Regions from separate parts of the Homo sapiens genome. Here region 2 is linked to region 1. Evidence: read pairs that join two places in POLR2A ChIA-PET (ENCODE). Cell type or tissue: PC-9. All regions are shown on one strand.

Evidence for each region. Peaks named below come from ENCODE experiments on the same cell type or tissue, not always from the same donor. Only the 100,000 strongest peaks of a DNase experiment are listed, where the experiment ranks them.
Region 2: POLR2A ChIA-PET joins it to region 1 with 5 read pairs; 3 of 35 experiments call an interaction of 5 or more read pairs at or near these places.

Annotation. Positions count from the first base shown.
Region 1 is chr17:48,058,792-48,062,791 of GRCh38, forward strand. NFE2L1 (NFE2 like bZIP transcription factor 1) reads left to right here. Exons shown (of 6, transcript NM_003204.3): 6 at 1-2,754. The coding sequence ends at 850. Among named protein-coding and RNA genes, the nearest start is that of NFE2L1, 12 kb to the left of the region's middle. In PC-9, no CTCF peak of the experiment used is centred here; no DNase peak of the experiment used is centred here.
Region 2 is chr17:48,239,453-48,243,452 of GRCh38, forward strand. All of the region lies in intron 4 of SKAP1 (src kinase associated phosphoprotein 1), which reads right to left. Among named protein-coding and RNA genes, the nearest start is that of SKAP1-AS2, 53 kb to the right of the region's middle. In PC-9, no CTCF peak of the experiment used is centred here; DNase peaks (open chromatin) are centred at 1,299 and 1,769; H3K27ac peaks cover 3,870 bases.

The DNA.
Region 1 (4,000 bases):
AAGCAGCTCTGAAGGCAGTTCTTCCTCTTCTTCCTCCTCCTCTTCCTCTTCTTCCTCTGCTTCTTCCTCTGCCTCTTCCTCCTTTTCTGAGGAAGGTGCGGTTGGCTACAGCTCTGACTCTGAGACCCTGGATCTGGAAGAGGCCGAGGGTGCTGTGGGCTACCAGCCTGAGTATTCCAAGTTCTGCCGCATGAGCTACCAGGATCCAGCTCAGCTCTCATGCCTGCCCTACCTGGAGCACGTGGGCCACAACCACACATACAACATGGCACCCAGTGCCCTGGACTCAGCCGACCTGCCACCACCCAGTGCCCTCAAGAAAGGCAGCAAGGAGAAGCAGGCTGACTTCCTGGACAAGCAGATGAGCCGGGATGAGCACCGAGCCCGAGCCATGAAGATCCCTTTCACCAATGACAAAATCATCAACCTGCCTGTGGAGGAGTTCAATGAACTGCTGTCCAAATACCAGTTGAGTGAAGCCCAGCTGAGCCTCATCCGAGACATCCGGCGCCGGGGCAAGAACAAGATGGCGGCGCAGAACTGCCGCAAGCGCAAGCTGGACACCATCCTGAATCTGGAGCGTGATGTGGAGGACCTGCAGCGTGACAAAGCCCGGCTGCTGCGGGAGAAAGTGGAGTTCCTGCGCTCCCTGCGACAGATGAAGCAGAAGGTCCAGAGCCTGTACCAGGAGGTGTTTGGGCGGCTGCGAGATGAGAACGGACGACCCTACTCGCCCAGTCAGTATGCGCTCCAGTACGCCGGGGACGGCAGTGTCCTCCTCATCCCCCGCACGATGGCCGACCAGCAGGCCCGGCGGCAGGAGAGGAAGCCAAAGGACCGGAGAAAGTGAGCCTGGGGAAGAAGGGGGTTTGAAGCCCACCAAGACCGAAACTGGAGAAGGGCTGGACCTGGACCTGGACCTGGACCTACAGCGGGGACTTAAATGCCTTCTTATCCAATATATCTTCTCAGATGGGATGACTGCGGGTCAGTGTACAGGAAGAGGCAGGCACTGGCTGGCTCAGCTCCACTCGGGTGGAGTGGAAGTGGCCAGACCATTTAGACGGACAGGGTCCTCACCCTACCCCTTTCCTGTGAGGCAGGGGTGGTGGTGGAGTTGCTGGAGGTAGAGGAGCTATGTGGAGCAAAGGCCGACAGAGGGGAAGGAATGGACCTGTGAGAGGAAGGGAAGGTGGCAGAAAGTCTCATTTCAGGAAGGAGGGATAGAAGGAAGGAAGGAAGGAACCCCCCCCCCCCCGAAAAAAAAATCAAAGCGGGAAGAAAATCAGAGGGAAGGTTAAGGTTGGCTCTGGCCAGGATTCCAGGCAGCAGGTTGGAGTGACTGGTGGGCCTAGATCACTGGTGTGATAAACCCCAATTTTCACCCCGGGGGGGGTGGGGTACACAGACACAGGGTGGGGGTGGGGAGGGACGGTGTTAACTCTTTCTGCTCCTTGCATTTTGACATCCCTGAAGGGGAGCTCTTGGATATCATTGGCCATGTTTCAATCGAATGGAGCCACTGGGCCCCAACACTGGCTTTGAGATTTAGAGTCAAAGGGTAGAGTGAACAGGAAAGGGTCACGTGGTCCCATGTTGCAACAGCCCCAACATCACGCATGTCATTCACTGCCTTGCCACTCCATCTCCCTCCGTGCTCCAGCCACCCCTGAGCTGAGGCTCCCATTGTCTCCATCAGAGCCTGCATGTGTATGCCGTCCTCCCCTGGTCCGGTGTTTGTGTTCCCCACCCCTCACAGACTGCCTGAGCTCTTCTGTAAGCTGGGGTAGGGTGATGGCAGTGCTCCGGGAACTGGGCCTGCAGCCTTCCTCTTCTGGGACTGCTGTGAGGCAGAGGAATGATGGAGAATCTAGTGTAGCAGCCTCCAGGCAGGATTCAGCACAACACTGGGGAGTCACCCTTCCCTCGGGCCTCTGCCTACCAACAACTGGGCTTATCACTGGGAAAACACAAAAAATTACACAACCCAGCAACAACAAAAGAACTAGTCCTCTTAGAATTTCTTGCGCTTTGATTTTTTTAGGGCTTGTGCCCTGTTTCACTTATAGGGTCTAGAATGCTTGTGTTGAGTAAAAAGGAGATGCCCAATATTCAAAGCTGCTAAATGTTCTCTTTGCCATAAAGACTCCGTGTAACTGTGTGAACACTTGGGATTTTTCTCCTCTGTCCCGAGGTCGTCGTCTGCTTTCTTTTTTGGGTTTCTTTCTAGAAGATTGAGAAGTGCATATGACAGGCTGAGAGCACCTCCCCAAACACACAAGCTCTCAGCCACAGGCAGCTTCTCCACAGCCCCAGCTTCGCACAGGCTCCTGGAGGGCTGCCTGGGGGAGGCAGACATGGGAGTGCCAAGGTGGCCAGATGGTTCCAGGACTACAATGTCTTTATTTTTAACTGTTTGCCACTGCTGCCCTCACCCCTGCCCGGCTCTGGAGTACCGTCTGCCCCAGACAAGTGGGAGTGAAATGGGGGTGGGGGGAAGCACTGATTCCCAGTTAGGGGGTGCCTAACTGAGCAGTAGGGATAGAAGGTGTGAACCTGGGAGTGCTTTTATAAATTATTTTCCTTGTAGATTTTATTTTTAATTTATCTCTGTGACCTGCCAGGGAGAGGGGAGAGAGAGAGAGATGCTGTTGAGCACATGACAAAATAAAATAAAATGGATGATTCATTCTTAAGTGCACTTTTTCCCCACTTTGAATTTAAATTGAGAATAAAGGAAATGGACTCATTGTAGGGAGGACTGGCCATTGCGTGGCTAAGGCAGAGCTCACATGGGAAGATGGGTGGAGAACTGGGGAGGTTGACAGTGGGGAACTTCAAAAGGCAAGTCTTAAATATTGTATTAAACCTTGGGGGCAGGCATTAGACACCATGTACTTCATAGGGTTAGCCAGCTCAATCCTCTCAGGAAGGATTCGGAGTTTTTTTATTCTCATACAGCTAGGATAGGTGGAGGTGTCATTTAACCCAGCTCTTTACCTGTCCACCTGCTACAAACTACATTTTTAAACTCAACTGTGCTGTTATTTTTCTATTGGCCTCACCTGCCAAAGGGGTGCAGAGAATTGGAGTGTAGTTATGATGTTGAAAACCTGAGAAATCCATGGCAGCGACTAACATGTGACAAGCACTACTGTGTTAAGCAGGAGCAGGGCCACTAAAGAGAAGCAGGAGGCCAAGGTTTAGGACACTGGGAAACCTCCCCAGCTGAGGGGGCTAGAATCTGCTTTCCCTCAAACTGCTCAACTACCCGCCCTGTGAAGAGCTGTAATGTGTGAAGGTCTCTGGGATGCTGGAACTTCCACATGCCCATGTTAGGGCAGGTGTTTAGTAGATGCTGGAAGAATGAACACTCACTCAGCAGTCTTTTTATTGGCAGGGTCTTGCTTTGTCTCCCAGGCTGGAGTGCAGTGACGTGATCTCGGCTCACTGCAACTGCCACTGGGCTCAAGCCATCTTCCCACCTCCGCCTCCTGAATAGCTGGGACTACAGGCGCACGCCACCACGCCTAGGTAATTTTTGTAGAGACAAGCTTTCGCTATATTGCCCAGGCTGGTCTCAAACTCCTGGCATCAAGTGATCCGCCTGCCTCAGCCTCCCAAAGTGCTGGGATTATAGGCGTGAGCCATTGCACCTGGCTTCTGTGAGATTATTGGGCAGGGTTTAGGAGTGGAAGCTATGATCCTCTTAATGGAAGCTGTGATCTCAAACTCCTGGATACCACCCTGTAACCTGGTTCAGCTCAGTCCTTTAGTGATACTACTTCAGTAATGTTTACAATTCAGTAGAATTGTAAGAATAATGATGGTTTCTTATGTTTCAGTTTATAAGAGCCTCTCCACAACTCCCCAGTCTCCAGTTGGAAAGGTTTGGTCATATCAAACAAGAACTCTTTCCTAATTCAGAATTGACTAAAGTCTGTAAGCCAGATAAAACCAAGATACGTAAAGGGGTGAAAAAACCAAGACTAAAAATTAG
Region 2 (4,000 bases), 180 kb after region 1:
AAAAATGTGATGGATGGTAGGGAAACCTCAGGGAGTTAATCTATTCTTCCATTAAATTTTACTTTAATTGGTCTGTGAGTCAATCAGAAACTCACTAGACAGTGAATTAAGAAAGAAAAGAGTGAAATAGAAAAAGCTTTCTTTTGCAGTTACTATATTATAATGCAGAATTATTCTTCCATTGAAAGAAAACTGAGACCATTGGTCCATACAAATAATCCCTGGCTCTGTAAAGAAAATGAGAGAAAAACAGGCAACCATGAATCCTACTCACTGGTGACATTAACACATATGACATTACACATACTCACACGTATCTCACCAAGGAAAAGCAGGCTTCTCAGACCCCCTCCACCCCCACCAACAGTAATTAGAATGAGAGAGAGAGAGAGAGAGACAGAGAGAGAGAGAGAGAGAGAGAGAGAATGAACTTGAATCATGGCCTCTAAGAAAATTAATACAAAGAAAAATAAGCTGTTGAGAACCTCTATCATCAGTAACATAACTCTATAGGTACAAAAGAAGGTAGATGTTAAAGACCAAAGGTGGATCAGCTGAAATGTTCATGGATTCAGTTAGTAAAATGTTTGTGCAGTATTTAAGGCCATAATGGGCTCTGATAAAGATTCTCAGAATCTAATAATGGCCTCTCTGGACTTCTTGTCTAATTAGTGGAATAAGGAGCGAGCCAGCTTGGAATTGAGCATTGCTAGATATGAGGGAGAAGGGAAAAAAAAAAGCCAAAGCTGCAAGAAAAATAAACCAGAGTAAAGGAGAAGAAAAACAAGAGCAGCCAGTGCTTTCAGAACTGCTCCTGAGCTGACAACTGAAGTTTATGCCTTGAAATATATGATAATAAGATTTTATGGGAGTGAGCCCCAGGGACCCAAATGTCTCTCTGTAAACAACGGACCTCAGGGAAAAGCCAAGGTTTGAGTAATGTACTCAGTCTCCACTCATGATAAAAAAATAAAAAAAAGCAAAAAAGCAGTGAAGACAGGAAATAACTCCTTTTATTCTAACTGTAGAACCCTGAGTTGCAGCAAATGCCCTCTGAGGGCAAAGACAATCGACAACCAGTATAGAAATACAGTTGTCCCATATTCAGACAAGGGATTTAAACCTCAGCAGCCTCAAAAACCTGAGGTTGTATGAGAAGAACCTAGTAAAGTGCTGCCTGTCCACCCTTCACACATGGGCAATATATGTCCAGAAACCAAATGGTTTATTGTGCAGTGTTGTTCCAGTGGAATTACTGGAGGGACATCAGAATGACCTAATCCTTGAAGCATGTGCCAGTTATCCCAGTGCTGCAAAGAGTTAAACCTGAAAGTGCTGCCTGTTCCCACTCGTTCACAATCCAGATTACCTAGAAAGATATTACCAGCTGAACTCCACACATAGTATGATGGCTTCCTTTGAAGACTTGGGTCAGGTAAAGCTCAAAGTTAGCCTTAAGCAACTACTAAACGATGAAAGTCCCTAGTGTACTCTGAGACTAAATCAGGTTGCCTTTAAAATTCTTCATCTTCAAAGACAACAGCTCTATCCTCTTTTTATAAATGTGAGGCCATGAGACAGCAAAGTGCTATTTCTACTGGCATTAGTTCCACCTTATATATTAAAAAGATATTTGTTGTGCCCTAATCACTCTGGGTCCAAGATCATAAGGGACCTTGTTTCTTGGTGGGAGGCTATAGTGTGAAAAGGTTACTTAGTCATCACTAGCCTCTAGCAATGCTGGAACACCACACATGGGGCTCCTCAAACAGGAAGTCAAAGCCAGTTCTGACCCCTGGATGAACTCTGCATTTTCGGGCAAGAGGCCTGATGAATCTCCAGGGACAGTGCTGCCCTGTGTCTCTGTGTCCATATGTATGTGTTTACTCCTCTGTGTGCATGTGTGGAGGTGGGTGGTACTGAAGGGAAGCAGGGTGTGAAGGTTCTGGATAATTATGAAAATTAGATCTTTTACAGCAGGCTTCAAGCTCAATTTGGGCTGACAGCTCATGAACAGATCATCTGAAGTCTTAATAGGCCAATGCTAGTTCAATAGTTGTATGGTTAAATCATGCACATTTGTGCCTCAGCTGACACAAAAAGCAGACCCAGATGCCTCACATGGATCATGCAGATAAGTCTATATTTAATACTCTTCCTCTCTCGGGGAAGGCCTAACAAAGCAAAACAAAACAGATCTAAAACCATGCTTAAAACTTTCACCAGCCAAAGAAACATTCCAACATTCTTTTCACTATAAAACATCTAATAGTAGAAATGATACATGATTGATAAAGTGATTCTAAATATACTTAATTCTGGTGTCTTTTCAAAATATTTCTGAACCCAGCAGTAACAGATATAATCTTCCAAACTGGGAGTTTTTTCCATTTTTAGTTACCTGTCCCAAAAGCACTTATTCTCTTACTTTCCATTCTTTGCTGGTAGTTTTGTACAATGATGTCAAGATATCAAGGCTCCTGACACATCCTGAATTCTGAAAGAATGTGCTTCCTGAATATTCCTGATAATGGGCTTAGTATCAAAGGGGTTAATGAGGTTGAGTTAAGACAGCATTTCCTGCTTGAAGGAGAACTGAGTCCAACAACACTAGAAGCATTTTCTTATTATTTTTCTCTGCGTTTGCAGTAACTGCTTCTCCTGGAAGCTTTACCTGGGGGAAGGGATAAAGCAATATCACTAACCTGCCTGGCATCTGGCTTCCAGCAGGGAAAGAGGCTCATCCACCTCACCCCTCGGGCTTCTTTAACTGAATTAGCTGTATTAAGTGCCTTGGTAGCCCAGGGAATGAACGTCGTTGATCAGTGTGCCTAGAAAGGCATGTTTTCAGGGTATAATTCTGCCGGAGGAGAATGGACTCCCCAGCACATGGGCCTAAACTGCAGAGTAACAGAGCCCTAAATCTCCAGTTACAGATTTACAGCCTCCATTCTCCTTCTTTACTGCAAATACAATCCGGCAGTAATGGTCTAACACAGCAACACCATCACCAACTGGCTGATGGCTCGCATAAAAGCAATGTCAACCAAAAACTATGAGTTTATAAAAGGGAACAAACCCTCAACAGTGACAAGAACATGAAACCCATTAACAATTTAAACACTCTCCATTTTTTATTTCCCACCTTGAAGCTATTATTGCTGATAGAAAGCTCCTCAGTGGAGTTAACCACTGCAAGGAAGGGTTAGGAAGCTAGCTTAACTCCTAAGACAAGGGGTTATGTGGTTTGAACCATTTGATGGTGTGGTTTGAACCTTTGTTAATAGGAAGGCCATTTGATAACCTGTAGTGCAAAAGAAGGTCTTAGAATACTGTAAGTGTGATAGGATCTCCCCTAGTAGGTCTATCAAATTATTCTCAGGAACCACACTGAATAAAAACGGTTAGAATTGGATTGGCTAGTCTATTGAATATGCCAAGACTTGAGCCTGTACTGTAAAAGGAATGGTAGAATATTTTTTGGAGAAAGTTCTGTAAAAATCAAGAATCAACTCTTGGCATTATAACAATAAATGCTTATATGAAGTTTTATTTCTGTGATAGCTCTAACTCTTCGAAGGAACATTGCCACCACAATATTTCCATTTTGCAAATTGACTATACCTGGACTGTGATGTAAAATGTAACTCGTCACACACTATTACCTTCCAGTCTTTAGGTAATCAGATACAAACATTATAACTAATTTCTCAACTTAACTACAGGACTCTCCCATTTAAAACAAATATTACTGTGGAATTCTCTGGTGAAAAATGCTTGAGCAAGCCATCTCCCTCCCTGCCCTTTCAAATTCCCTGACTTCCCCTAGTAAAAATAAAAATAGGACTTTAAAGAGATATAATAAGCCCATGATTGGGTATTTTACCCCCAAAACAAAACTTCTTCCCTTTGTTCTATAAATCAGACAAACCCAATGGCAATAAGAAAGTTGTTCTCTTTGTGGTTTTGAGCTTTTTGCATGTGTAATTTGTCAAACAGT